2 separate regions of the Homo sapiens genome follow, and region 2 is linked to region 1. Evidence: chromatin loops called from intact Hi-C (ENCODE). Cell type or tissue: Calu3. All regions are shown on one strand. Each heading gives the region's core, and the rest is flanking DNA. Links, peaks and the distances in the headings are about the cores only. Region 1 overlaps SUCO (SUN domain containing ossification factor). Region 2 overlaps SUCO (SUN domain containing ossification factor).

The links. A loop is a pair of places that touch in the nucleus more often than their neighbours do. Peaks named below come from ENCODE experiments on the same cell type or tissue, not always from the same donor. Only the 100,000 strongest peaks of a DNase experiment are listed, where the experiment ranks them.
Region 2: a loop joins it to region 1, with 2.6 times the contacts of the local background. A loop is called at or near these places in 10 of 110 quality-filtered maps.

Annotation. Positions count from the first base shown.
Region 1 is chr1:172,579,051-172,597,077 of GRCh38, reverse strand. SUCO (SUN domain containing ossification factor) reads right to left here. Exons shown (of 24, transcript NM_014283.5): 15 at 17,811-17,876; 16 at 11,992-12,060; 17 at 11,130-11,220; 18 at 7,152-8,318; 19 at 6,007-6,094. Among named protein-coding and RNA genes, the nearest start is that of SUCO, 55 kb to the right of the region's middle. In Calu3, for the core only: no CTCF peak of the experiment used is centred there; a DNase peak (open chromatin) is centred at 8,157.
Region 2 is chr1:172,535,359-172,547,444 of GRCh38, reverse strand. The region is part of intron 1 of SUCO (SUN domain containing ossification factor); the gene reads right to left. Among named protein-coding and RNA genes, the nearest start is that of SUCO, 8.3 kb to the right of the region's middle. In Calu3, for the core only: no CTCF peak of the experiment used is centred there; no DNase peak of the experiment used is centred there.

The DNA of each region.
Region 1 (18,027 bases), core at 7,166-9,665:
GTCCCATGCCCACGGAGCCTCGCTCACTGCTATCACAGCAGTCTGAGATTGAACTGCAAGGCAGCAGTGAGGCTAGGGGAGGGGCATCTGCCATTGCTGAGGCTTGAGTAGGTAAACAAAGCAGCCAGGAAGCTCGAACTGGGTGGAGCCCAGCGCAGCTCAAGGAGGCCTGCCTGCCTCTGTAGACTCCGTCTCTGGGGGCAGGGCATAGCTGAACAAAAGGCAGCAGAAATTTCTGCAGACTTAAACGTCCCCGTCTGACAGCTTTGAAGAGAGTAGTGGTTCTCCAAGCATGGAGTTTGAGATCTGAGAATGAACAGACTGCCTCCTCAAGTGGGTCCCTGACCCCCGTGTAGCCTAACTGGGAGGCACCTCGCAGTAGGGGCCAACTGACACCTCATATGGGGCCGGGTGCCCCTCTGAGACAAAGCTTTCAGAGGAAGGATCAGGCAGCAACATTTGCCATTCTGCAATATTGGCTGTTCTGCAGCCTCCACTGGTGATACCCAGGCAAACAGGGTTTGGAGTGGACCTCCAGCAAACTCCAGCAGACCTGCAGCTGAGGGTCCTGACTGTGAGAAGGAAAACTACCAAACAGGAAGGACATTCCACCAAAACCCCATCTGTACGTTACCATCATCAAAGACCAAAGGAAGATAAAACCACAAAGATGGGGAGAAACCAGAGCAGAAAAGCTGAAAATTCTAAAAATGAGAGCGCCTCTTCTCCTCCAAAGGAATGCAGCTCCTCGCCAGCAACAGAACAAAGCTGGATGGAGAATGACTTTGACAAGTACACAGAAGTAGGCTTCAGACAACTGGTAATAACAAACTTCTCTGAGCTAAAGGAAGATGTTCAAACCCATCACAAAGAAGCTAAAAATCTTGAAAAAAGATTAGACGAATGGCTAACTAGAATAAACAGCATAGAGAATACCTTAATTGATCTGATGGAGCTGAAAACCATGGCACGAGAACTACGTGACTCATGCACAAGCTTCAGTAGACAATTCGATCAAGTGGAGGAAAGGGTATCAGTGATTGAAGATCAAATGAACGAAATGAAGCGAGAAGAGAAGTTTAGAGAAAAAAAGAGTAAAAACAAATGAACAAGGACTCCAAGAAATATGGGACTATGTGAAAAGACCAAATCTACATTTGAATGGTGTACCTGAAAGTGACGGGGAAAATGGAACCAAGTTGGAAAACATGCTGCAGGGTATTATCCACGAGAACTTCCCCAACCTAGCAAGGCAGGCCAACATTCAAATTCAGGAAATACACAGAACGCCACAAAGATACTCCTCGAGAAGAGCAACTCCAAGACACATAATTGTCAGATTCACCAAAGTTGAAATGAAGGAAAAAATATTAAGGGCAGCCAGAGAGAAAGGTCGGGTTACCCACAAAGGGAAGCCCATCAGACTAACAGTGGATCTCTTGGCAGAAACTCTACAAGTCAGAAGAGAGTGGGGGCCAATATTCAACATTCTTAAAGAAAGGAATTTTCAACCCAGAACTTCATATCCAGCCAAACTAAGCTTCATAAGTGAAGGAGAAACAAACTGCTTTACAGACAAGCAAACGTGAGATTTTGTCACCACCAGGCCTGCCTTACAAGAGCTCCTGAAGGAAGCACGAAAAGTGGAAAGGAACGATTGGTACCAGCCACTGCAAAAACATGCCAAATTGTAAAGACCATCAAGGCTAGGAAGAAACTGCATGAACTAACGAGCAAAATAACCAGCTAACATCATAATGACAGGATCACATTCACATATAACAATATTAACCTTAAATGTAAATGGGCTAAAAGCTCCAATTAAAAGACACAGACTGGCAAATTGGATAGTCAAGACCCATCAGTGTGCTGTATTTAGGAGACCCATCTCATGTGCAGAGACACACACAGGCTCAAAATAAAGGGATGGAGGAAGATCTACCAAACAAATGGAAAACAAAAAAAAGCAGGGGTTACAATCGTAGTCTCTGATAAAACAGACTTTAAACCAACAAAGATCAAAAGAGACAAAGAAGGCCATTACATAATGGTAAAGGGATCAATTCAACAAGAAGAGCTAACCATCCTAAATACATATATGCACCCAATACAGGAGCACCCAGATTCATGAAGCAAGTCCTTAGAGACCTACAATGTACAATGAGACTCAGACTCCCACACAATAATGGGAGACTTTAACACCCCACTGTCAACATTCGACAGATCAATAAGACAGAAAGTTAACAAAGATATCCAGGACTTGAACTCAGCTCTGCACTGAGCCAACTTAATAGACATCTACTGAACTCTCCACCCTAAATCAACAAAATATACATTCTTTTCGGCACCACAAAATTATTCCAAAATTGACCACATAGCTGGAGGTAAAGCACTCCTCAGCAAATGTAAAAGAACAGAAATTATAACAAACTGGCTCTCAGACCACAGTGCAATCGAATTAGAACTCAGGATTAAGAAACTCACTCAAAACTGCTCAACTACATGGAAACTGAACAATCTGCTCCTGAATGACTACTGGGTACATAACGAAATGAAGGCAGAAATAAAGATGTTCTTTGAAACCAATGAGAACAAAGACACAACATACCAGAATCTCTGGGACACATTTAAAGCAGTGTGTACAGGGAAATTTATAGCACTAAATGCCCACAAGAAAAAGTAAGAAAGATCTAAAATTGATACCCTAACATCACAATTAAAAGAACTAGAGAAGCAAGAGCAAACCATTCAAAAGCTAGCAGAAGGCAAGAAATAACTAAAATCAGAGCAGAACTGAAGGAGACAGAGACACAAAAAACCCTTCAAAAAAAAAAAATCAATAAATTCAGGAGCTGGTTTTTTGAAAAGATCAACAAAATTGATAGACCACTAGCAAGACTAATAAAGAAGAAAAGAGAGAAGAAAAAAATAGATGCAAAAAAATTGATAAAGGGGATATCACCACCAATCCCACAGAAATACAAACTACCATCAGAGAATACTATAAACACCTCTACGCAAATAAACTAGAAAATCCAGAAGAAATGGATAAATTCCTGGACACATACACCCTCCCAAGACTAAACCAGGAAGAAGTTGAATCTCTGAATAGACCAATAACAGGCTCTGAAATTGAGGCAATAATTAATAGCCTACCAACCAAAAAAAGTCCAGGACCAGACAGATTCACAGATGAATTTTACCAGAGGTACAAAGAGGAGCTGGTACCATTCCTTCTGAAACTGTCCCAATCAACAGAAAAAGAGGGAATCCTCCCTAACTCATTTTATGAGGCCAGCATCATTCTGATACCAAAGCCTGGCAGAGACACAACAAAACAAGAGAATTTTAGACCAATATCCCTGATGAACATTGATGCAAAAATCCTCAATAAAATACTGGCAAACCGAATCCAGCAGCACATCAAAAAGCTTACCCACCACGATCAAGTTGGCTTCATCCCTGGGATGCACGGCTGGTTCAACACATGGAAATCAATAAATGTAATCCATCATATAAACAGAACCAAAGACAAAAATCACATGATTAACTCAACAGATGCAGAAAAGGCCTTTGACAAAATTCAACAACCCTTCATGCTAAAAACTCTCAATTAACTAGGTATTGATGGGATGTAGCTCAAAATAATAAGAGCTATTTATGACAAACCCACAGCCAATATCATACTGAATGGACAAAAACTGGAAGCATTCCCTTTGAAAACTGGCACAAGACAAGGATGCCCTCTCTCACCACTCCTATTCAACATAGTGCTGGAAGTTCTGCCCAGGGCAATCAGGCAGGAGAAAGAAATAAAGGGTATTCAATTAGGAAAAGAGGAAGTCAAATTGTCCCTGTTTGCAGATAACATGACTGTATATTTAGAAAACCCCATCATCTCAGCCCAAAATCTCCCTAAGCTGATAAGCAACTTCAGCAAAGTCTCAGGATATAAAATCAATGTGCAAAAATCACAAGCATTCCTATACACCAATAACAGACAAACAGAGAGCCAAATCATGAGTGAACTCTCATTCACAATTGCTTCAAAGAGAATAAAATACCTAGGAATCCAACTTAAAAGGGATGTGAAGGAACTCTTCAAGAACTACAAACCACTGCTGAAGGAAATAAAGGAAGACACAAACAAATGGAAGAACATCCCATGTTCATGGGTAGGAAGAACCAATATCGTGAAAATGGCCATACTGCCCAAGATAATTTATAGATTCAATGCTATCCCCATCAAGCCACCAATGACTTTCTTTACAGAATTGGAAAAAACTACTTTAAAGTTCATAAGGAACCAAAAAAGAGCCCACATTGCCAAGACAATCCTAAGCAAAAAGAACAAAGCTGGAGGCATCATGCTACCTGACTTCAAACTATACTACAAGGCTACAGTAACAAAAACAGCATGGTAATGGTACCAAAACAGAGATATAGACCAATGGAACAGAACAGAACCCTCAGAAATAATACCACACATCTACAACCATCTGATCTTTGACAAACCTGACCAAAACAAGAAATGGGGAAAGGATTCCCTATTTAATAAATGGTGCTAGGAAAACTGGCTAGCCATATGTAGAAAGCTGAAACTGGATCCCTTCCTTACACCTTATACAAAAATTAATTCAAGATGGATTAAAGACTTAAATGTTAGACCTAAAACCATAAAAACCCTAGAAGAAAACCTAGGCAATACCATTCAGCACATAGGCATAGGCAAGGACATCATGACTAAAACACCAAAAGCAATGGCAACAAAAGCTGAAATTGACAAATGAGATCTAATTAAACTAAAGAGCTTCTGCACAGCAAAAGAAACTACCATCAGAGTGAACAGGCAACCTACAGAATGGGAGAAAATTTTTGCAATCTACCCATCTGACAAAGGGCTAATATCCAGAATCTACGAAGAACTGAAATTTACAAGAAAAAATCAAACAACCCCATCAAAAAGTAGGGAAAGGATATGAACAGACACTTCTCAAAAGAAGACATTTATGCAGCCAACAGACACATGAGAAAATGCTCATCATCACTGGTCATCAGAGAAATGCAATTCAAAACCACAATGAGATACCATCTCACACCAGTTAAAATGGCAATCATTAAAAAGTCAGGAAACAACAGGTGCTGGAGAGGATGTGGAGAAATAGGAACACTGTTACATTGCTGGTTGGACTGTAAACTAGTTCAACCATGGTGGAAGACAGTGTGGCGATTCCTCAGAGATCTAGAACTAGAAATACCATTTGACCCAGCAATCCCATTACTGGGTATATACCCAAAGGATTATAAATCATGCTGCTATAAAGACACATGCACACGTATGTTTACTGTGGCACTATTCACAATAGCAAAGACTTGGAACCAACCCAAATGTCCAACAATGATAGACTGGATTAAGAAAATGTGGCACATATACACCATGGAATACTATGCAGCCATAAAAAAGGATGAGTTCATGTCCTTTGCAGGGACATGGATGAAGCTGGAAACCATCATTCTGAGCAAACTATCACAAGGACAGAAAACCAAACACTGCACATTCTCACTCATAGGTGGGAATTGAACAATGAGAATACTTGGACACAGGGTGGGGAACATCACACACCAGGGCCTGTTGTGGGGTGGGGGGAGGGGGGAGGGATAGCATTAGGAGATATACCTAATATAAATGACGAGTTAATGGGTACAGCAGCAGCACACCAACATGGCACTTGTATACATATGTAACAAACTTGCACGTTGTACACATGTACCCTAGAACTTAAAAGTATAATTAAAAAAAAAATTAAACAAATCTTTCTCTACAGAAGATAATGATGCTAATAGCTATGTAACTTTCCAAACATGACATCACATTAATATAACAGGCTTAAACACCAGCTAGCAGGGGGAAAAAGTGAAACTACAATACTTACTGTTTACCAGTGAGACCCTACAGAATTCAGTGGAAATTTATATAAAAAGTAAATAAGGGATGTAGAAACCAACCTGCTCCTCTGCTATTCTTGAAGTATTCTGAAGTTTCACGATTGTTTTATTGAAAGCCTTTTGCATTTCTTCCATTTGTTTTCGGTACCTATGAAGTAAGAATTGGTCTAAATCAGCTTTAATTTCTTACTTATTCCACTTAGTAATGGAAACATACTTCTGATTTTGATATATGAGACAAATCTATTTTTCTGAAAGTGACTCTTATTCAGGCCTATGCAATACAATTCTATTTATCTTCTGCTATGTAAAATTTAGTAATTTCTGTGGTTCCCTTGGGATGCAGATGGAGGTAGGGAAAAGTAAGAGCAGGTATGGGGTAGCTAAGTGGGCATGTTACACATGAACACACACACACACATGATTAGCCAATTAATTCTATGTATGGATTAGAAAAATTTCCTACTTCAGATATAAGACTGCCTTGGTGACACCTTATTAGTGGCATTTCAATTTAAGAGATGTAAGAAAAGGTGGTGTTTCAGGAACTCTGGACACTTGTGCCTAGATGTTTGCAAAACGTTGGTAGAGAAGCCCTAAGGACAGACAATGGACACACAGAGGATAAAAAAAAGAGTAAATAGGTTTAAAAAGCCAGGCCTGGTGTCTTAATGAATTGGCACTGTCTCTGGCACTTAAAAGCAGAAATTATTACAACTAGAACTAGGATGCCGAGACCTGTTTAAAAGAGAGCAAACTGCAAATGTGCCCAATCATCCAGTTCAGTCCATCTCTGTCTTCACTTATCTAAACTCTTAAGTGATATCTGGTCAAATTCCACTAAAAGCTTTAAGGTCTATATACTATCATTTTTTTCCATGAGCCCTCTGGGAATCAAGCAGAAAAAGTGGCTAAAGTTAAGCAACCGAAAAAAGGTGAAAGTGAGTATAGATAATTCAAACTTGTTGCCAGCCTAATAAAAGTGTTTTGTCACTGGAAAGTACTTTTAAAATTAAAAACAAAAAATCAATTCATTAAGGCACTGATCAGCATTCAAGTAGCTTTCTTTCTCTCTCTTGCTAAAATTGCGCTTACCTCTATTATATCATGAGATAATTAAATCCTCTCCTGTAATCACAGGTCATACTCTATGCTGCTTAACTCACTGTGTGAAGCTGACTGTGCTAATTCATAATAAAGCTTACCTTTGGCTAAGCTCCTCCAGATAGCGACCACTGAGAGACATGTTAACTTCTAAGGCTTTAATACGATTATTAAGTCTCATAAATACTGACTCCTTTTGGTTTGATCCATGTACAAGATTTCCATTAGCATATCCTAGATCTGTAGAATTTTGCAATTCAGCATAAAAATCTGTAGCTGTCCTCTGTAACCCTCTCAAAAGGGCATCTTCTGGAGACTGTTCTTCTTCTTTTACTTCAGGTAATGAAGAAGAATCCACAACAGAAATCAAAGTTTGCTTTGCTGTGTCAGCTATATTCATTTTGGCTTCCCCATCTTCATTGTCGGGTACAGTGGCTGTATTTATTGGTGGCACTATTGTTTCAGACAGCTTTGTGAAAATTTGCATGGAGTTCACATCTTCTTTTATAATATTATCCATTAACTCATTAACTTTATTTGTTTCATAGGTAATAGATGGTTTCTCTATAGAACTAAAGCTCTCAGACTTTTGTTCTGTTTCATTATCGATCTCAACAGAACTCTCTTGGGGAATCACTGGTGATGGTATATGTCCTGCCTCATATTCAACAGACTCAGATACTTCTATTTTAGGCAAGGGATTGATTTCTGGGGTAATATCTAAAAGAAGAGACTGAGAAAGAGTTTGAGAATGGCTTGGTTCAAGTTCAACTGCATCTACAGTGTGATTCACCAAGTCATCCTGGTGCATACTACTACTTAAATCACCCAGAACAACAGTTTCAGCTTCCCTTTCTATATTCGTATTTTCCAATTCTCCACTCAGAGGTTGCAATACTGAAACATCTACTGATTCCGCAGGAAGTAGTAAGGGTGGTTGAGCTAACACAAGATAATCTTTTCCTTTACTCAAAGCAGTTCGGCTGCGCTGCCGATAAAGAGCAACTCTAACTGAACACCATTTATATATGTATTCTGAAAAACTAGAAATACAACAAATTGTGGTCAGTTCACTGCAAAATATTTGTGTCTCTGACTCAAACCAGGGTGATGATTCATCTTCCTGTTCACCGCTGCCCAGAAGGGTCACTGTAGATGGACTTGCCTCCTCTTCCTCCTCTTGAACTAACTGTACAATGGGACTCTCTTTTGGAGTATCTGGTGTTGACGGCTCCATGTCATGTGTGTGTACTTCAGTGGTTACATACCTAGAAATACATATATCATAATTATAAATCACTTACTTAGAAGTCTAAAGTTGAAATATGTTAAAGAAAAATAAATGTATCCATACAGAAGATAAAAGGTTGGAAATATAGAAGAAATTTGTTTTTGGATAAATGTTTCACCTACAAAACACTTTTATTATAAAAACAAATACTGCTCAGAAATGATAAGAGAAATACTATTTATCAAGTGACTAGCCAGATGACTCAAACCACCATATTTACCATATCAAACTTGCTTTCTTTTAATCTGTTTAAGAATTGTTTCTAAGTGAATACTTCCATTCACTGAATGTAGTGTTCCTTTCCTCTCATAAATATTCACTGAATCTTTACAAGCTTCACTATCCCTTACACATCAGAAATTAAGCCAACTAAGAGCTAGCTTAATAAACTAGCTTAAATAAGGTCCAGAGCTAAAACTAGAATCTAGGATTCTTAATATTTATGAGTGCACTTTGTACTTGAATACCCTATTTTCAAAAGGCAGCTAGGTTGGTCTCAAACATAATTTTTCTAAGAATGATTTGAGGAACTCCAATACAGCATTAAACACACAACGCACACACACACCTACACACATAGGATTATCTACTTTAAGGACAAGAAACATATCTCCCTTCCTAAAATAATTTTGCTATCATCTAGGCTAATCTTCTAAGCCAAATACCTAACCACTTTAATAACAATTCTGGCTTATGATATGCTAACAGTGCTGCTATTAAACTACTAGTGCCACTATTAATATTCTATCCCATTTTGAGGCTGTGGAGTATGTATGTGGCATACAGGAGAGTGGGGGGATGAAGCTTATGGGGACAGTGTTATAAATTATAATGCTTGTGATTCCTTCCAAGATAAAGATAGTTAATTACTGGGTGTAGCCTTATACATAAAAAGTCCAATATGAAAAAATATGGTAATTTCAATACCAAAAATAATTATGCTCAAACACACATTTTCCCATTCTGAAAAATTACTAAGCATGCCAGGAAATGTCTTCAAATAAAGACTAATGTCACAATAGCAAAGACAGAAGAAAGTAATAAAATAGTATCTATGATGTAGACTTTCATTTTGGTAGTAAAACAGTAAATGGACCAAATTAAAACATAATTAGACTACACTTCGGTAAATAAAAAGATATTTATAGCCATATATATTTAGTCTCTAATAATATTTCTTACATATTCAGGTAATATATTGCTTTTCTACCAAATAATTTATGACAGTAAAAACAAGTAATGTCTGAAGAAGGGGAGAGAGAAAAATTATATTGAATTTGGTAAAAAATACTGAATACAGATGTTATATCCCATCATACACACTGTAATCAGAAATATACTTTAAAAGTTTTTTCTCAAATTCACATGGCAAAACCTACTAAAACCTAGGAAAAGAAAATAAGTTGGCTTTCCGTAACTTTAACAGTGACATCCTATCATGGATTCCTTCATTTTCACATATTTGCTTCAAAAGATTACTTCAAAAGCATTAAAAAGAATTTAAGACAAACATGAAGAAATACTGAATAAGAAATTATGCAAAAATATCTATTAAAAAACTAATATGGAAAAATAAAAACTGCTACGTTAGCCTGTGACTACAGCTTTCAACAAATATTCCTACTTGTGCACATATGTGTATGAAAGTGTGTACATATATATATAAAAAACCAAATCAGTTTTATTTAGTTTTGAAAAATACGACATAGCGTGTTGTTAACTGAAGAAACCTAGTTACAAAATCAGGAACAGCAATCACAGCTCCACATAATTAGAAACACCAAGAATGTCTCTATCCCCAATAGATTTCTTAGGTCCTTTTCAGAATCAATAACACATACGCTATATTTTCTAATTACCCAATAAATATCTCCAGTAACTTTCAGGATTAACACAGGATAATATAATTTTCTCACTATGCCTTTCAAAGCATCAAAATATCATTTTTGAAATAGTATAGTTCTCAGGAATTGCAGTTCAAAGCATACCCACTGCAGGTCTCATTACATACTATCTTGAACTAAGTGGTTCATTTCAAATATCTTATACTCTTTAAGTAGAGTTGTTCTAAGATAAAGGACTTGCAAAGTTTTGTAGGGAGTGTATCTAATGAAATATACATAAATTAAGTCTACAATAACTACCTGATTATCCAAATCATTATAAGCTTATTATTTATTATAGGTAAGAAGTAGAGGTACCAACTAAAGTAACCACCTCTGGCAGAAAAGACAAAAAAGGTAAAAGATATATCTATTACCTATTTAGATACATCCCTGCCCAAAGTGTCCCCACTGCAACCTGGGGAAAGGCCTACATGATTCAGAGAAATGGAACAGTTAAGAGCTTGCTGTGTGGCAAATACATTATTCAAGAACCACTGCTCTAGGTATTTTGGTAGCTTTCTAGGGATACCACAGATCAATGCTTTTAAACTTGAACTTAATAAAAAAAAGGGGGGGCCTTTAAAATTTGTCCTCAAGCCTATACCTGCAGAGTAAGGTCAATTATTTCCAGTATGGAAAAGAGTCACTGTTGTGAATAATGAAAGTAATATATAATACCCCCCCCAAAAAAAGTTTGATCTGAATTATATTCCCAGTATGCATATACACTAATGGGAAGAAGCAACTCAGATTTTCTAAGTGGCCACAGAATGTCTATCCTATGATTCAGAGCTCTCTACAGGTAATCATTTCACACACAAATCACAAATTCCTTTTTTTATACTAATATACTTATCTCTCCATTGTAACAAAATTCTATTTAATATCACATTATAACTTACTCAGGAGATGGAACAGGAGTTGAAACAGGAGTTGATTCAGGCATTTTAGGTGCAGCTGTGGCAGTGGCATTCTCAGATATACTTTTATTTCCTATTTTAAGAAAGATGCCCAATGTTGAGTTCAATTTTAAAAGCTGTACCATGAAAATATTTTACTAAAACAAATTTCTTGGAAGAGAAGAAAAAAGCCAAATAGGTTTGCTACTGCAGACTTTTTCTTAAAAAATCAAAGTTCTTTTAGGAAGAAATGATCATATAAGATCACAAGTAATATATATCGTTTCTCAATTTCTCAGATAATTAAATCAAGTCAGGTGACTATGAATGTTGTGTAACCTTACGTGATTAATATGCCTTCTAGATACTGAAAGAGTTGTTAAATGAGAGGAAATAAATGAGTCATTTTAAGTGTTCACTTGGATCTAAGCATTTTTTAAAAAAACAAAAAGGCAAGACTGTTTCTTCTTGCCAAAAATATTATCATCTGTCATTCTCTAAGGAAAAGATGGCTTTCTAAATCAAGTAGCTATTTAACACATAAAAGAATAACATACTTGAAGTACCATTAGGACATCAAAATCTCGGTAAAGAGATAAGGAATAAAATCATTGCTATTAATATTAGAGCTAGGAGAAGTCAAAAGGCAAATTCATAAGTTTTATATAGACAGTATTCTTTTATAAAACAGAACTTGTGAAATTCAAATAAACAATGAATAATAAAGATTGGTAAGTTCCTCTGAATTATTTCTATATTTCTAAATGTAAACAATCAAATTTTCTTAACTCATTACTTGATTTTCCTAAATATAAGGATCCCTGGAGTACCAGCTATTTAAAAGACCCATAAAATGATTAGGTACCTTCTGTCAGGTCTTCAGTTTTTGCTCCCAGAATATTAGCAGCAATATTCACCATATTTAGAATGGCATCTAAAACAAAATTCAATCAGAAAAAGTACCAAATACCTAAATATTCTAATATAAATTAATATCAGATAGTCAAAAAATCATTTAGAATGATCTTTTGCATTTTTTGACTGGTTACTTTTGTATTCACCTCACAACTAAAGTCCAATATAGGACACAAATAAATTTTAGCCAAAAGTGTAAAGTGTGTATCTAAATTTTTATGTTCAAAAGGAATTTTATATTTAAATATACTTTTCGTTTTGGAGACGGAGTCTTGCTCTGTTGCCCAGGCTGGAGTGCAGTGGTGCAATCTCGGCTCACTGCAACAACCTCTGCCTCCCAGGTTCAAGCAATTCCCCTGCCTCAGCCTCCCGAGTAGCTGGGACTACAGGCACATGCCACCACGTCCAGCTAATTTTTTGTATTTTAGTAGAGACAGGGTTTCACTGTGTTGCCCAGGCTGCTCTCAAACTCCTGAGCTGAGGAAATCTGCCCACCTCAGCCTCTCAAAGTGCTAGGATTACAGCTGTTAGCCACCGCGCCTGGCCTTAAATATACTTTTCTTGTAAAACTTCCCTAGACACTTTACCAAAACACTGTCTTCAGCATACTATAAACTCAAGTATAACTCAACATACAGTCTGTACTGGGACAGGGAAAAAAATGTGATGACCAAAATTCTTATTTTACAGAAAAACCTATTTTTCTTTAAAAATTCTCTACAGTTTAAAATTTTAAAAAAGTGTAAAAAAGCAAATGCTTTTCCTACATTATGTGATTATCACAGGTAAAAACAAAACAGAGATTATCCAAAAAAAAGCAGAAAACATTTTCAATGATTAGCCTATCATATCTATGGTAATATGGTTAAATTCTAAATTGATATTGCATAGAATCAAATCTCTTTGATGACTTTTAAAAAACTCATTGACCAAAACAGCAATCTTTTTAAATCATAAAGCATACAAATTCTTTAGTTAATTGGCTGGGGACAGGTATGGGGCAGATTAATGAAAAGTCAAGGTCATAAAACAAAGTGTTGTAAAAAGCAATTTGCATACCTGCTAACCCTACTTCTCTTTTGAAGGAGGATATTTACATGAAAAAAGTGGTACAAACCTCAATATCTACATAGATATATTTATACATGAGCATAACAAAATATCAGAACTCCATAAAAAATGGTACTGGGAATAGAAGACCTTCCTTCCAGTAATGTGATGTAATTTCAAGTGAAATTAACTTTCATTCCCAGTCTAACCTTTGAAATTCCACTAGAAGTTAATTCTTTGGTATCAGATACTCCTACTATTAAAATACTAAGATCTGGCAGGGGCTACATATTAATCATCATACATTATTTCTGTCTTAATCTCCCTTCCTAAAGCGATCCACAGAGTATTCATCATATTTTCAATGAAAACCAGAGATGTGAAAAGTAGAAAAGGATCTAAGAGAGAAAAATCTACTACATCAGGAAGGTTGCAAGTAAACCAAAGAGTGCTGCCTGGAGCTCATCCTGTAAATATATGCTTCAGGATGGGAGAAATAGTAGCAGATTTCAAACTGCTTTAAAGTGATAGCTAGGAATCAGCCATAATGTTGATCTTCACGAAATTATGAGTGTATACGCTGAAAGTCAACAAAGCAGTGGTACTTTGTTTCTAATCATTACTGTAACACACAAAGGCTCAATATTTGCCATTTTAAAATGTTTAAATAACATTTTTAATATTGCCCTTTGACCTGGCAAACTGATAAACAGAAGTGGCCTTAATTCTTACTTAAGCTAAAGAGATGCTGCGGTATGAGATAACAAAAATGGAAACTCCGTATTCCCTCATAAACCAAGATGAAGTCTGGAATGGAAACTGTTATTTCCTCATACACCCTTTATAATGCCAACCAATACTGCAATATTATTTATGATGCCCCACCTACACTGCCACCTATAGTCAAAACTGACTGCTTCACAAAACCCAAATTGTGCAATCAACAGTTTATATACTTTGTTTCAAAGTGAGATCTTATATGAGATTTCGAATTTTTTGACATTCATTATTAAATAATTCAAGAAGATAAATGTGTTAATCTGTGTAAAGAAAGTAGCTTTACAGTATTATTTCTGAACCTAAATTTTAACACCAGTACCTACAATAAAGATCCTTCTATTCACCCTTTTAAAATATTATTTATTATCATCATTTCAGGAAACGTGGTAACAAAAGCAAAATTTAGCAAATTTCTTCTCAGCCCATTTAACCTAAAATAATTTTCCCATGTTTACAGAACACTGCCTAATGTATCTTTTTTGTCTTTTGAGAGAAAGCAGAATTGTGAATATTCTATTCTATTTTCAATTTGTATCTAAACACATGATAGTTTGTATACACCATGATTATCTGGCCATTAAAAAACTTTCAGAATAGACTAAAATGACATCTTTGAATATAATTGCCAAACTAGAGATAAATATCCCTAATTTCTCCTGGATTAGTCAACTTTTAAATTTTTGAATTGGGCAACTTATTCATCCCGCCTCATTCCTTTAGGAATAAAATGCTCCTAATATTTGGTCCTAAAGACCAAATATCTCCATATTATTTACTCAGTCTTCAGTGCTCCAATGTCTCTTTTTGATAAAGAAAACAAACATTTTTCCAGGCTGCTGAAGTTGAAGAGTTTATATAATACAACAGAAGATAAACCAACAAAAAAAGACTTCCTCCTATGTGTACTATCTCTGAAGCATGCCCACATTTTCTAGGAAAATGGTCCTTCTAGGATCTACTTTTTTTCCACAAAAAATACTTGAGAAGTAAAAACTACATTTTCTCTTCAACATGCACATGCACCTATCTCCCTTTAGCAGATAGGGTGATTTTAACAAAAACCAAAACCACATATTTAAGAGCAAAGGCAGACCTGCGCCAATATCAAAGTAGGCAGAGGTCTGGCAAATTCACATGACAAAGAACAAGAAAATCAGAGTGATATGGAGAAATCTTGCTGATGTAAAAGATTTAAATGTTTTAGTTCAAGAATGTAAACAAAAGAATCAGGAAGCCATACACACAAAGCCAAGAATGCTGCTCTAAGATAACAGCTTCTCCCTTTTTAGTAGTTAAGTAAATTATATAATATCAAGAATGTTTATGCAGTGTGGATGCTCTTTGACATCCAACTCTCAGCACAGGCAAAGTATTCTGGTGACATATTTCCTATAACTAGTAACTACTTGAGAGCAAAAAGAAAAGGAGTTTCTATTAAGATTAAAGACAATTCTAGCTTGTGGATACTATGTACACATTAAAAACAAGAAAAAAAACTAGTTTCAAAATGGGCCAATTTCAAGCTAATTTAGAAAGCAGTGATGATTATAGTCAAACTCAAGACATTCTTGTGCCAAAGACCAGTTCTTTGAATCAGAACTACTGAAGTTCTGATTCCACTTTATTATTTACTTCTTCAAGTTATACCACCTTGGAGGCTATAGCTAATTCAGTCCCAAACTTCAGAGAAGAGTAGAAGGACACAGATACAGAAGGCAGCAGTGTTAGGCCAAGTCTATAAAGTTTTATGACAATAAAGTCTTATCACTCAGCTCTTACTGCCTCTCTTGTTCTAAAACTTCAGGAGGTGGAGATCATTTTAAATCTCATTTTAGAGACTCAGCTGACATCCTCCCACCCATCTTATCTCACTGTATAAATTCTTTCAATACCTAGAACACTGGAAGATAACCTTGCCCTCCCAGAGATCTGTAAAAGGAAAATTAAGTGATATACCTTCAAGGAGAAAGATCCAAACAGAAGTATCTAAACAAGATTCTATGTCTAATTAATTGATATACTGATCAGAGACATGAATACAAACAGGGAAATGTCTTCCCCTGATATATGATTAGGTTTTTGTTTTGTTTTGTTTTGTTTTGTTTTTGAGACAGAGTCTCACTCTGTCCCCCAGGCTGGAGTGCAGTGGTGCGATCTCAACTCACAGCAACCTCCGCCTCCTGGGTTCAAGCGATTCTCCTGCGTCAGCTCTGGAGTAGCTGGGATTATAGGCGCACGCACCATGCTTGGCTAATTTTTGTATTTTTAGTAGAGATGGGGTTTCACCATGTTGGCCAGGCTGGTCTCAAACTCCTGACCTCAGGTCATCCGCCTATCTAGGCCTCCCAAAGTACTGGGATTACAAGCATGAGCCGCTGTGCCTGGCCTATGGTTAGGTTTTAATGGCATCTAGAAGTTAACCACATAGGAAGATATAGCAAGAAAATCCAGAATATCAACACACTTTTCCTTTATCTGAAACTACAATAAGACATTATTTCCTTAAGGTGTCCTCTTTTTTCCAGTACCTACCAGAAGCTAGAGATCTTTTAGTCTGGGGCTATTTTCTGACCCCATAAAATAATAATGCTTCCTCAGAGCTAATTCAACATTACTGAGCTACATAAATGGCAGAATAATGACTACTATGTAACATATAAAATGCAAATTAAGGGAAACAAAAACATTAATATCCAGACAGATAAGACATTTCTTTCACTCCTAAAAAATACATCACATAGCAGTGAATAAGACTTATTTTTATATCAATAACTAGATAGCTAGGAATCCTATTTAAAAGTAATCACTAATATCTAGAAAGTCAGAAGCCTAGCAATAAAGTAAAACAAAATATACTGAACTGATATGTAATAAAGTTGAATATTACTTTGTAATCACAAAAGATTTTCCTTCTACAGGTATTTTTAACACTCTTTTTCCCATCCCCTAAAAAGTCCACTGAGGTCTATACTCTTCTATGGAGGGGGAAGAAGGCAAGGAAGGCAAGGAAGGCAGGAAGAGAAAGAAAAGAAAGGAAAGAAAGAAAGAAAAGGCTAGAAGGAGAGATGAAAGAGGTAATTTTAACTCTATATACTGTGGCTACACAAAATATCAACCTAAGTATTTAGACTACTGGTTGAATAGCTAAAAAACTTACAAAGTCAATGTTCACAGACATCGGTATTCAACAATTCAATTCACTAAGAGCAAAAAGTGACAAGCACACGCAACTAGTCTTCGATTTTACTAAGATTTGTTTTTATTAAATTTGATTAATAATTTTCAAATAAAAAGAAAACTACTTGTAGTTAATTTTACATTTTTCAGAAATAATCAAAAACATCATTGAAATATACCTACACAGAATCTAACCATGAAAAATAAAGTGTCAGTCAGGTAATGGTCTTTCTAGTAGTCTCCTTAGTGAGCCTACCACTAGGTTGGGATTCGACTTTGGAATAACAACAAACTAAAGCACCAGTATATCTTATTCATTGTTTCTTAGTTTACAAGGAGTATATTATTACTAGTATTCTTATTGGTATTCATTATCATGATGGTAGGAGCACCCTTTATATTTTGTAACTAAATGGCAAACTAACCATACCCATAGATTAACTGTGGTATGACTGTTTTAATAATTCTTTCCCCAAGAAAATCCATAGCCCTTTCTTCACTATAAGGAATCTGTCCCAAAATGTCAGCGCCTAATTAGAGTAGAAGAAACACCTTTATTACGATTGCATTTGTCTCTCTCCTCTTTCTTTTCATATATTCTTATCGCATTTCTATAAAAATACTTTTCAAAAGACAGTATCTTTTATTTCAACTCAAAGTTCAACACTGGGAGAATTCTCCTCAACCATACCATGACAAAATGTCTGTGTGTGTCAGAATGAAAAAGTAGTAGAATGAATAGAAAATCCTCAAAATACTCACTTGTAGCAGAACCAAGAAGATTTTTTGAGGATTTATCCTCTCCAGTATTATAATCCAGTGGATAATCTGTTAAAAACGAAAATAAAAGTAATTATGCTGAGATCTAGCTCCAATGGTAACATATTTAAAAGCTCAAATTATGTCCTGTCAAAGTCAGCTGACATTTAAAACATTTTATGATAAATATGAATCATATATCTAAAACATGTTCACAAAA
Region 2 (12,086 bases), core at 8,967-11,466, 51 kb after region 1:
GCATATAATATCCGTTTCAGCAGTTGCAATTCTACTTTTAGGTACTTCTCAACAGCAATGAAAACTATGTCTACAAAAAGCCTTGTACAAGAATGTCCATAGTAGTTTTTACTCCTAATAGCGAAAACCTGGAAGCAGTCCAGATAACCACTAACAGAAGAATAAATAAACTGTAGTACATTCATACAGTGTACTACTACTCAGCAATAAAAAGGAACTAATTAATGACAAAGGAAACAAAATGGGTAAATCTCAGACATTACATTGAGTAAAAGAAGTCAAACACATGAGCTAATACTGTATAACTCCATTTAGATGATGTTCCAGAATTGGCAAAACTAATCCATGGTGACAGAAATCAGATCACTACTTGCCTCTGGGGGATTCACCAGAAAGGGACATGAGAGAACTTTCTAGGGTGATGAGAATATTCTATATCTTGAGGGGGTGTGAGTTACACAGGTGTATGCATGTGTCAAAACTGATCCAACTATACAGTTAAGATCTGTGCATTTCGCTGTACATAATTTATTTTGAGACAGGGTCCCACTCTATCACCCAGGCTGGGGTGCAGTGGTGCAATCTCAGCTCACTGCGGCCTCCCCCTTCCCGGGCTCAAGTGATCCTTCCACCTCAGCCTCCAGAATAGCTGGGACTACATGCAAGCACCAAAATGTCTGGCTAATTTTTGTATTTTTGGAAGAGATGGGGTTTTGCCATGTTGCCCAGGCTAGTCTCGAACTCCTGGGGTCAAGTGATCCACCCGCCTTGGCCTCCCAAAGTGCTGGGATTACAGGTGTGAGCCACTGTGCCTGGCCTATACAGGTTTTATTACTTGTTCAAGATCCTGTAATTAATAAGTGAGGGACCGGGGGTTAAAACTTGGATTTTTTTGACTCTGAAGCCTGCGCCTCTTAGCCACTACTACACGGCCTTCATATTTATCACTTGTTGCCACTACGAAAATCATGAAGTAGTTAATCAGAACTTCTCCTTTGTGATAGTTGTTTTATTTTTGTATTATGCTGTATCTAGCTTTGACCAGTATCACCAATTCTTGAGTGAATGTAACAGTGTTATCTTCTTACCTTTCTTTTCATTTATCTGTTGGCTAGAAAATATTAAACATGAAACGTAGCAATATGGAAAAATCCAACAATTTGGAGAGAGATCTAAGTTTGCAAGGTGAGTGATGGGCAACTTATGAGCTTCAGTTTCCTTATTTGTAAAAATTAGATTAATACTTTAATCCAAGAGTATGGACAAATTTAAGAGGAGATCAGGAGTCAGAGACCAGCCTGGGCAACAAGGCAAAACTCCGTCTCTACAAAACATACAAAAATTAGCCAGGCATGGTGGCGCACACCTCTGGTCCCAGCTACTCAGGAGGCTGAGGTGGAAGGAAAATCACCAGTTCCCAGGGAGGTCAAGGCTGCGGTGAGTGGTGATCATGCTGCTGTACTCCAGACTGGGGGACAGAGCAAGACCCTGCCAGGAAAGAAAGGAAAGGAAAGGAAAGGAAAGGAAGGAAGGAAGGACGGACGGACGGACAGAAGGACGGAAGGCAGGCAGGCCAGCCTATATGCCTCAACTCAGTATCAACATTGTAAAATTGACTTATTAGGAGGAACTGAAATAAATGTATATGCTATGCTTAGCCTGGCACAGAATATGTGCTGAAATGTCAGTTATTATCAGCCACTACCTTTTCTGTCTACTTTCACTTATCAAATTTCACAGTAGTTTATACTTGTAATCTCAATGTTTTCACCTTCTATTTAGTCCTCAGCCTGCTGAAATCTAGTTTCTGTCCTCATTGTACCACTGAGACTAGTATGGTGTGGCAGAAGTTAGCTTTTTTTGATTTCCCTGCTGCATGTGGTACCTCTGACTGCTGTTTTAACTTAAACCATCTCCTCTTTGACTTGTCAAATTACACACTTCTGCTTTTCATCTCACACTGACTCTTGTTTCTGAGTCTCCTTTGATATGCTGCTTCTGTTCACTATTTAAATTCTGATGCTCCAAGGGTTTGGTTCTGAAATCTTCCCTTTATATTCTACATAGGAGACTTACGTACTCTCATGGTTTTTAGTTGACAGCTACTGAAACTTTATCTTCAGCCCTTATCTTTTCCTAACTGGTCCATTCCTTAAAACCCTTCTGTGATACCCTACCTTAATGTTGAGGATAAACAAAGCTCATTTAAAAGTTGCATCTCTCTTCCTTCATATTCCAAGGTATCTCAAAAACATCTAAATCCAAAATTGAATACATTAGCTTCCTTTTCCAAATCTCTTCCTCCTATATCCTTGATCCCACCATCTGGTACTGCTATCTACCCAGTCCTCAAACTAGAAACCTGAAAAACACCTGTGACTACTCCTTTGCCTTCACCCTCCCTTGACCATCTTGTTTATTCTACTCTAAATTTCTTCAAATCATTTCTCAATCCCCATTCTGACTGCCTTAACTCAAGCCCTTATCTCTTACCTAGAGCAACCTCCTAACAGATCTCCCTAATTCCTAACTTGCTACGTCTGCAAATCAACCATTCACACCTCTGCCAAAAATCTAACAGTAAATTATCACACTACCATTCCCCTGCTTAAGACCTTTTACAGACTCCATTAACTACATGACAAAACTCAAGCTTCTCTCCACATGCTATTTAAAAATCTCTAAAATTCTACTAAGTCTTCAGCTTCATATTTCCTGTCACTCTCCCTGCCTTTCACTTTATGCTTCAGCGATACAGAGCTACCTGTAATAGTTCCTTGAACACAGACTGTGCTGTCTCATGTCTCTGGCTCATGCTGTTCCCTCTTTCAAGAATGTTCTGTACCTGCTCCCACTCCCACTATCTAAAACATAACTCAATACCTATAATTCTTCTCTCTTGGGGCAAGAAACTAATAAGGGTCTAAAACATTTTCCTGATTTCCACAATCTGGGGTTGGTGGGTGGCCCGCTCTAAATTCCCACAGCCCTTTGGCTATCTCTACCTGAGCACATACACACTGAAATGAAATTAACTGTTTATTTTTGTTTCTCACATAAGACTAAGCAACTCCAAGGCAGAGAATACACTGCCCTGTTGCCAGCATGATGATCTATTGAGCTCCTACTTTGAACTATGAATTAGAAAAGCTTTTTCAGAGCTTTAAAAAGAAGAATGAGAAAACACTTTGTGGTAAAAGAAATAACTAAACTAGGCAACAAAGAATTGCTTCTTAAACATAAATTCAAAGTTAATCCCTTGTACAGAAATATAGTGCCAGCCACTCAATTAGCGCAGTATGGTTAAAGTTATCAGTGAAAATTGTAGTTTTTGAATATTACTTCCTGGATATCTGAAAAAATTTACTGAAATCCTGTAAGTATTGAGAAACTTGTGGGAAATGGGTGAATAATGTGGAAGCCATTTTGGTCAAACACTGGTAATAAAACAAGACCAAAAGATCACCAGGCCTCTAGTGCCTTTGCTTAAGCAACCTAGTTTCTCTCCATCACAATGTTTTATTAAAAGACAGATATTCTTCTAAACCACGTATCAGTCTGGAGCTCTTTTAAGGTTGCTTCTCTTCTGCTTGGTCTATCTGCTAATAGGTAAGAGCATACTGGGCCTCTTTCTCCTTGCAGTTTTTATTCTATTTGGCTGCATCAACAGTCCATAGTCAAATCACGTGCAATTGTACAGCTTAGCTGAGAAAGTTCTATGTTCTAGTGCCTGTTTCTAATTAAACCTTTGCATTTCAGTAGTTCTGACTTTTAACTTCACTCTGATGTAGGATTGGGTCTTAAATTTTCTTAGCTTAATATTCCACATATCAAATTCTATTAGAAAATTGTTTCACTAAACTGGCCCATAATTTCATTGATCCAACATAGAGAAGCACTTAGTAAACAAATGTGATATGTTCTGTTTTTATATCCTACCATTATAACCTACCATTAGAAATTCAGCCAATACAATTTGTCCTCTAAGATGCTGGAAATAATCATGCCCTATACTTGATAATAATATATTTTCAGAAATTGGGTACAGTGTATTTAGCCTCTAAAACACAAGTGACAGTAGTTTTGTTACCTTAATTTTCAATTAGAGACTACAAAAATAGTCCTCAAATAAATTACTACCAGGCCAACAGATCAGTCATGCTCAAACAAAGTCTCTATTAGGAAAAGCAGAAAATAAAGCTACAACAGTAAGTGTGGGTCAGACTGCAGGCATTTAAAAATTATCAAGGTTTAAAGTTTTATCCTTCAAGGAGCCTTTGAAAGATATTTCATCAGGGGACTGACATAATCAAAGCTGCATGTAAGACAAATCCAGTGGCACTGTGTAAAATGGGTTGCAGCATACAAGTATGAAGCTACTCTACATGTTAACTTTTTTTTTTTTATGTACTCTTCTACATCTCCTGGCTACCAAACAAATGTGTGGAATTCATGCCTACCAGCTCTCCAAATATCTTCTATTATTCTCCACTCCCAAAAGCTATCAATCACTTCCCTCTTTTGAAAAGTTTCTCAGTTTTCAAGCTCTCCAAACTTATCTAAGACATTTTATATTGTTGACCACTTAAATGACTTCCTTAAATCTCTTTCCATCCATCCTTTCCAGTTTCCTCCTTTCTTTCAGAGCTTTACTATGCTTGGCACCTTTCTTTATTCTGTTTCAAAAGTCCAATGTTCTCTTTCAAAAATGATTCCCTCTATGACAGCGGTCCCCAACCTTTTGGCACCAGAGACCAGTTTCATGGAAGACTACTTTGCCATGGATGGGGTGGGGGGCCATTAGATTCTCATAAGGAGTACACAACCTAGATCCCTCGCGTGTGTGGTTCATAGTAGGGTTCATGCTCCTATGAGAATCTAATTCTGCTGCTAATCTGACAGGAGGTGGAGCTCAGGCAGTAATGCTCACTCACCTGCTGTTCACCTCCTGTTGTGAGGTCAGGGTCCTAACAGACCACGGAGCAGTACTGGTCCGCAGCCCAGGGGCTGGGGACCTCTGCTTTACGAGGATAACTCCAGCCAACTTTTTTTCTTTTTTTTTGAGACGGAGTTTCGCTCTTGTTGACCAGGCTGGAGTGCAATGGCACGATCTTGGTTCACCGCAACCTCCGTCTCCTAGGTTCAAGTGATTCTCCTGCCTCAGCCTCCCAAGTAGGTGGGATTACAGGCATGCGCTACCATGCCCGGCTAATTTTCTATTTTTTTTAGTAGAGACGGGGTTTCTCCATGTTGGTCAGGCTGGTCTCGAACTCCTGACCTCAGGTGATCCGCCTGCCTCGACCTCCCAAAGTGCTGGGATTACAGGCATAAGCCACCGTGCCTGGCACTCCAGGCCAAATTTTATCTGCATTCAAGTCTGCATTTTTAAGTGCCCATAAAATGTCTCCACTTGGATATTCCATTCACCTCCAACTAACAGCTCCTTCCCCTTCCAAGCCCTTTGCCAACTCTTCCACTTCTTTTTGACCACCACCAATTCTTCTAGTTGCCCAAGTTAAAACAAACAAGCAAACAAACAGAAAACAAACAAAAAATGCTTAACATTTCTTTTCTCATTGAACTTTATTTCACAGATTCATAATTTTAGGCCCTAGAATGTACTCTCAGTGACAGTGTGCTCCAAGAAAGCAGTTACTTTGTTTTGTCCACCAGAATCCTGTATAGGATACAGCACACTGAAGCCTAAGTAAATATCTCTTTGCATTGAGATGGACAACAGAAAGGGGATGTTGAACAGAGTTTGGTTAGAGGCAAACTAAAATCCAGTTATTTAGAATCCTAGCCTAATGCTGTTATCTGCTGCACTGCACTGCACTACTGCCAGCTTGCCAACCTTTCACAAAATTAAATCATTTACCTCCTCAAAAATCTCTATTTATTGTACCCTGTTCTTTATTTCTACTGCCAAGATGAAGTCCTTCTTATGACAAGCCTCAATTACTCCAAGGGCTTTTTAGCCCGGTCATCCCTTGGGATCCAGAAGGGGTTGGATCCAGGATCCGAAGATACCAAAATCTGAGAATGCTCCAGTCTCTTACATAAAATGGCATTTGCATATCACCTATGCATATCCTCCCATATAAATATCTAGAGGTGATTTAAAATATCTAGAGATGATTTAAAACATCTATGCATATCCTTCCATATAAGTATCTAGAGGTGATTTAAAATATCTAGAGGTGATTTAAAACATCTATGCATATCCTCCCATATAATATCTAGAGGTGATTTAAAACCTAACACTATGTAAATGCTATGTAAATAGCTGTTATACAACATTGTTTTTATTTGTATTTTTATTGTTGTATTGTTATTTTTATTGTTTTTAAAATATATTTTCAACCTGAGGTTGGTTGAATCTGTGGATGTGGAAAGCCAATTGTATTCACCCCTCTAAGTCTCCTTCCTCTAAAAACAAATCTAGCACAATTATGTCAAAATAATGTTCTCACAACACCACTTTTCTTGCTGAATCTTTATTATCTAATTCTTTGGACTGGTTTGCAAAATCTACCACAATCTCTGAAATCTCTCTCTTTCTCCTCAGGCTTTTCTGTTTACTACCACTCTTACCCATATCAACTAGATTATCTCTTCCATTCATAACTCTCTTTCTCCTTGACAATTAAGTGCCATCTACCCACTGCAAGCAGGCAGACAGACATACACATGCACACACAAAGAAATAGCCATTATTCATGTTATCAACACCAGTACATCTTATTTCAGCTCATGAAGCTCCTGTTTGCACAGAAGCAGAGTTTATAAACCACACATTTCCCTTAAACCCAAGTCAAGCCTTCCTTGAGAACTCTAGCCCTCATTTTCTCCTCTTAAGCACTTACTATGCAGTTCAGTTTTATGTGTTGTTTATTAACATTCAAATCAAGTATCTTAGAATGTTAGACATATAAAAAATAAACTGAGTTCACCTAATACAGTAATACAGACTTGAATGCATAAAAGAGTATCACAAACTTACTGACAAAATCTACAAGGTAAGAATCCTAGGTATGCGTATTTCTTTTAAAAGTTTCATGAACAATTCCAATGTCCATTCCTTCCTAGGCTAATACAGGCACCCACATTTTCAGATGAAAAAAACTGACACTTTGCCAGATAAAATTATTAACTAGAAAAAGTGAAGAAACTTGCCCAAGACCATCTACCAGCCAACTGGCAGCACAGCATACCGGTTAAGAGAACACAGGCTTAGAACCTGGCCTTCTTAGTTCTGGCTCTGTTGCTTCCTGGCTGTAAGAACTTGGGCAAGCTGTTAAGAACTTAACTTCTTTGTGCCCACCTTTCTTCATCTTTAAAATGGAGTGTCTGCCTTAAAACATCTATACAGAGAATAAAATAATTTAATGCATATTACACTGAATAGTATTTAGTACTTAGAAGAGAAATAATCACTCAATAAATGTTCATATTAACAATGAAAAGAAAGAACTACAACCAAGCTCTGACATAGTTTTATGCCTTTCACACTACACCACTATCTGTATTGTAACAAGCAGCTTATATACAGAGCTCAAGTCTCACAATTCTTCTGTATCCTTCATCACACCAAATACATTGTGAATAATCAAATAATATTTAAGTGGATTTATAAATTCCCATTTTTAACTCTGAAACCTAGGCCATCTTATTTCTACTCAACAAATTACCAAAGTAGCTAGAGTCAATGAATAACTCATACAGTAGTGCTTACTACGAGTGAGGCACTGTTCTTAGCCTTTACATGTTTTTTCTCCAGTAGATTACAAACGCTACATAATAATACAAAATTAGCTTAGTACCTATGAACCGTATTAATGTTACAGAATACTTTCTGATACAGCCAGGTGTCACTTTCATGTAAAATATAAAATAATTTTAACTAGCAATTAATTATAAAGTCCTAAAACCAAATCTTCTTTCAAAAAAACTTGCATTTATTAAACAAATTCATCCCAAAGGATTAACACTCTTATACTGCAAATATTCAAAAGCAATTTCCTATTCCCTTGTGACATGTACAATTTGACTTTTAAATTAGTCTAAAATATGGCCTTGAAAAACATAACATACAACTGGCACTAAAGTATAATCTAAAACATGTAGATAAGTTTCAAGAGATTTCATCTCTTTCCAGTTATGTATAAACTACTAAACAAAAGCATCACGTACATACAGGTGTTTCTATTTGAAGATGACTTGAGAATAATAAAGCACTTAAATTTTTATAAGTTTCCCTTTCATTATAAGCATAAGAATATTAATTATACATATTGATTCTTTTCTCCATTCAGACTGTTGAGAAAAGTGAAAGAGTGATGTACAAGTTCATGAACAAACGAAAAATGAAATAACCAATACTCAAAAGAGCTGATACCTTTTATTTTTTCCATTGCCTGTCAACCCTACTGCCTGCTTCCATTCCAGTATATCCTCAAATGTTTAATAACATAAAGGACCAACATGAAACACGTCATTTGCCGTCTTTTATTGGACACAGTGTTCAAGTGTTATGCAAAGATGTCACACACCTTCTTTCACAGACCTTTTCCTATTAAGTGGCTTCATCTAACTTGTCTGAAGGGATCTGACACTGTATGACCCGACACCTCTTATAAATAAAAATACCAGGTGCTTTCTTCAGAATATATATCCTAGAGCAAAGATAAACTTTTTTTCCTCAGTCTTTCACATTAAGTTCCACTAAAAAAATCATTTTTGTAAAGGTCATCTTTCATTGGTTTATTCAAGGAAAGAAAAAAAAGGCATCAAATGATTTGGAGAAGTGGGATTGTTTTATTATTTTATTTATTTCAAATATTATTCAGAAAAGAAATAGATTCCGTACCTTGAAAGTTTAGAGACAGAAGCAGAAACAAGCAAAAAAATTCCTCCAGATTTCCTGGGGAATTTTCAAAATGTTTTATCGATATGTTTCCAATATGCTCTATTCATCACCTCAAAAAAGAAAAAACAGCTTATATATTGTTCTAGTTTTTAAATTTTTTTCTGCTCACTTATGTATATTAATAGACCAGCAATCATGAGAGAAAAAGCAAAAGGGTACAGAAATGTAATCACAAACCAGGAAATAAACCTCTTAAACTGATAAAAACTGGTCTGACATACTCAGAAAAATTACTACTAAGGACAAAAAGGCCAACATCTTGATTTAGATATCAACTCTCTTCTAGTGGGACCACGACTTAGGACCTCGTGCCTCCAAAGTACGTCCCCTACATTCCACTTTACCCTCCACAGCAATCTAATTAAAAGATCCATGTGACCTCATGCTCCTGTTCTCCAGTTTAAACCACTTCACTTACTCATCCTCTGTCAGGTGGTTAGAATTAGAATTCATCTGCATGATAATCAAATCCTTTCAAAACCTAGCTCTAGCCTCCCTTCCCATCTCTCCTCACATACACTCACGCTCTAGATAACTGGGTAAGTGTTCTCTCTGCCTACAACAAAATTCGCTCATTGTGAACTATCCATCCTGCAGACCATTTTATGGATGAGAGCTGAGGTTCACAGAAGTAACTTGTCCAAAGACATACAGTTAGTGACAGAACCACAAGTAGGATATGAATTCTTCCTTTGCTGTTCCTAAAAACCTTTGTAAGTACCTGTTATATTTGCCAAATGTATGAGACTTGTTTAAATGTCAAGCTCTTCCCGAAAGTCTAAATATAAGCTTCTCCAAGATGATCCTTTGGGGTGAAGGAAGAATAGATTTGTTTAGTTTTAAAAAATAAGTTTTACTAAGATTAATGTAAGGATTCATACAGAAACCCAGGGAAAGAGTGGAAGTCCCACAAACAATGGGTTTTACTTACAGCACACCATGATTCACTGTGGTTTATGTTTCCCCAGTTAGGTAGACTTAGGAATTATTCAGTTTTAACTGAATTGACCCTCACAACATCGGGAAGCAGCTTTTAAAAAAATTACTGCAAAGAATTTAATAATGCAAGCACAGCCAACAAGAAAATGACAGGGCTGACTCCTAAGTAGTTGAAGCTATTCCTCTTCTATACTATGACATAAAATAATCTAGTAGGTCAATCACATAGCTCTCACTAAAAATTATTATTTTAATGAGAACAAAAGGTACCGTTAACAGAAATTATTATTTTTTTCTCATTTTTCTTAAATATCTAACTTGCATTAATTACATACACTAATATACTATTACTATATTGGCACATGTACATAACTTATAGACAATTAAGGTGGATGCACAAGGTTTTACTAATTAAGGGACACACTCAGAATATCCACTAATTATGTTTTTTTCCTCTTTAGGGTGATGCAGCTTTCCCAGTTTGCCCAGGACTGAGGGAGTATGGTATAGGGTATAGGCTGAATAATGCGCCCCCCTCAAAGATGTCTGCATCCTAATCCCTAAATATGTTACCTTACATAGTAAAAGAGATTTTGCAGATGTGATTAAATTAAGGATTATGAGATAGGGAGATTATCCTGGAATGTCTGGCTGGACCCAATGTAATCACAATAGTCCTTATAAGAGGAAGAGGCAGGAGGACCAGTCATTAGTAGACATAAGGACTGAAAAAAGGGTTGGAGTGCTGATGTGAGGAAGGGGCCACAGAATACAGGTGGCCTCTAGAAAAAGATTCTCCCCTCAGAGCCTCCAAAAAGAACGAGCCCAGTTGACATCTTAACTTTATTTAGCCCTGTGAGACATATCTTGGACTTCTCATCCACAGAATTGTAAGGTAATAAATGTGTGTTGTTCAAGCCACTAAATTTGTGTCAATTTGCTACAGCAGGCATAAGAAACTAATGCAGGGAATTCCTAGGTTATGCGACTTCCAGTGTTAAAACCAAGACAAGCTGGTGACCCTCTATCTTGGATTTTCGGTGCTCATAAAAACATCTGGCACAGTAGGTATGAGAACAAAATGTGGTTGAATAATGTTATGATGAAATATTTACATAATACGCTGTTACTGTGTTACAAAGATCTGTCATTTGTATTATTTCATCCTCCTAACAACCCTGTGAAGTATGAATGGATCAATTTCCCCATTCTGAGGATATAACAACTAAGGTTCAAAGAAGTTACATAACAAGTCAAAGAACACATATCTAGTAAATGATGGAGCCACATATATAAAATACAGGCCTCTGACCTATAAAGTACTCAGGAGCCTGTGCTGCCTAGGTTCAAATTTAAGCTCCGAAGCTTAACAGCTGCTTAAACTTAGCCAAGTTAACCTCTCTACTTCCTCACATGTAAAATGCAAAAGGAAGTTAATAATAATACCTATCTTATAGGGTTCTTATAAAGATTAAAGGTGTTATTGTCAAGTAAACATCATGTGTCTGACACACAGCTGTCAGCAAATATTAGCTATCATTGCTCTGTGCTGCAGCTATAGTGCATTTATGCCTAGAATACTCTATACTACTTGATCAAAAATTATAAACTATGCAAAAGGAAAAAACAGCAACAAAAATTAATAATGACATAGATGAAATGGTTTTTCTGTAAACATAATCTAAGGTTAGTACTCAAGGCTACAAGACAAAAGCAGAGGGGAGACATAATCAAGATCTACAAAATTATGATAGTAAACATAACACAGTAATATTGGTAGCATGAGAGGGGAAACCTCAGAAACTAGAATACTGTAGAACAGACATACAGCACTCAATGTACAAAACAGAAACGGATCACAAAATTTTGAGACAATTTGTGAATAACAAAAGAGACAAAAGTGGCTACTAAAAGGCACTCATCAACTCTTGCAAACGTTTTATCTAACCCTAGGACTTGTTGGTAGCCATTTCTGTTAAAGGGAATGAGGTTGTTGGGAAAAGAAATACCACACCAGATTGCAGCAAAAGTTAGAAATCCATTAAGTGCCATTAATTCCAACTTGGCACAAAAGCAGAGGCTTCAAAGAAAAAACATACCCTTTGCCAATCAGCACCAGGTACCACTCCTCTTCCCCAATCTCATTCATCATCATCACCCTTTAAAAAACCCTTTAAGCCTTAATGTCCTATTTTAATGCCTTTTAATCGTTTTGCTA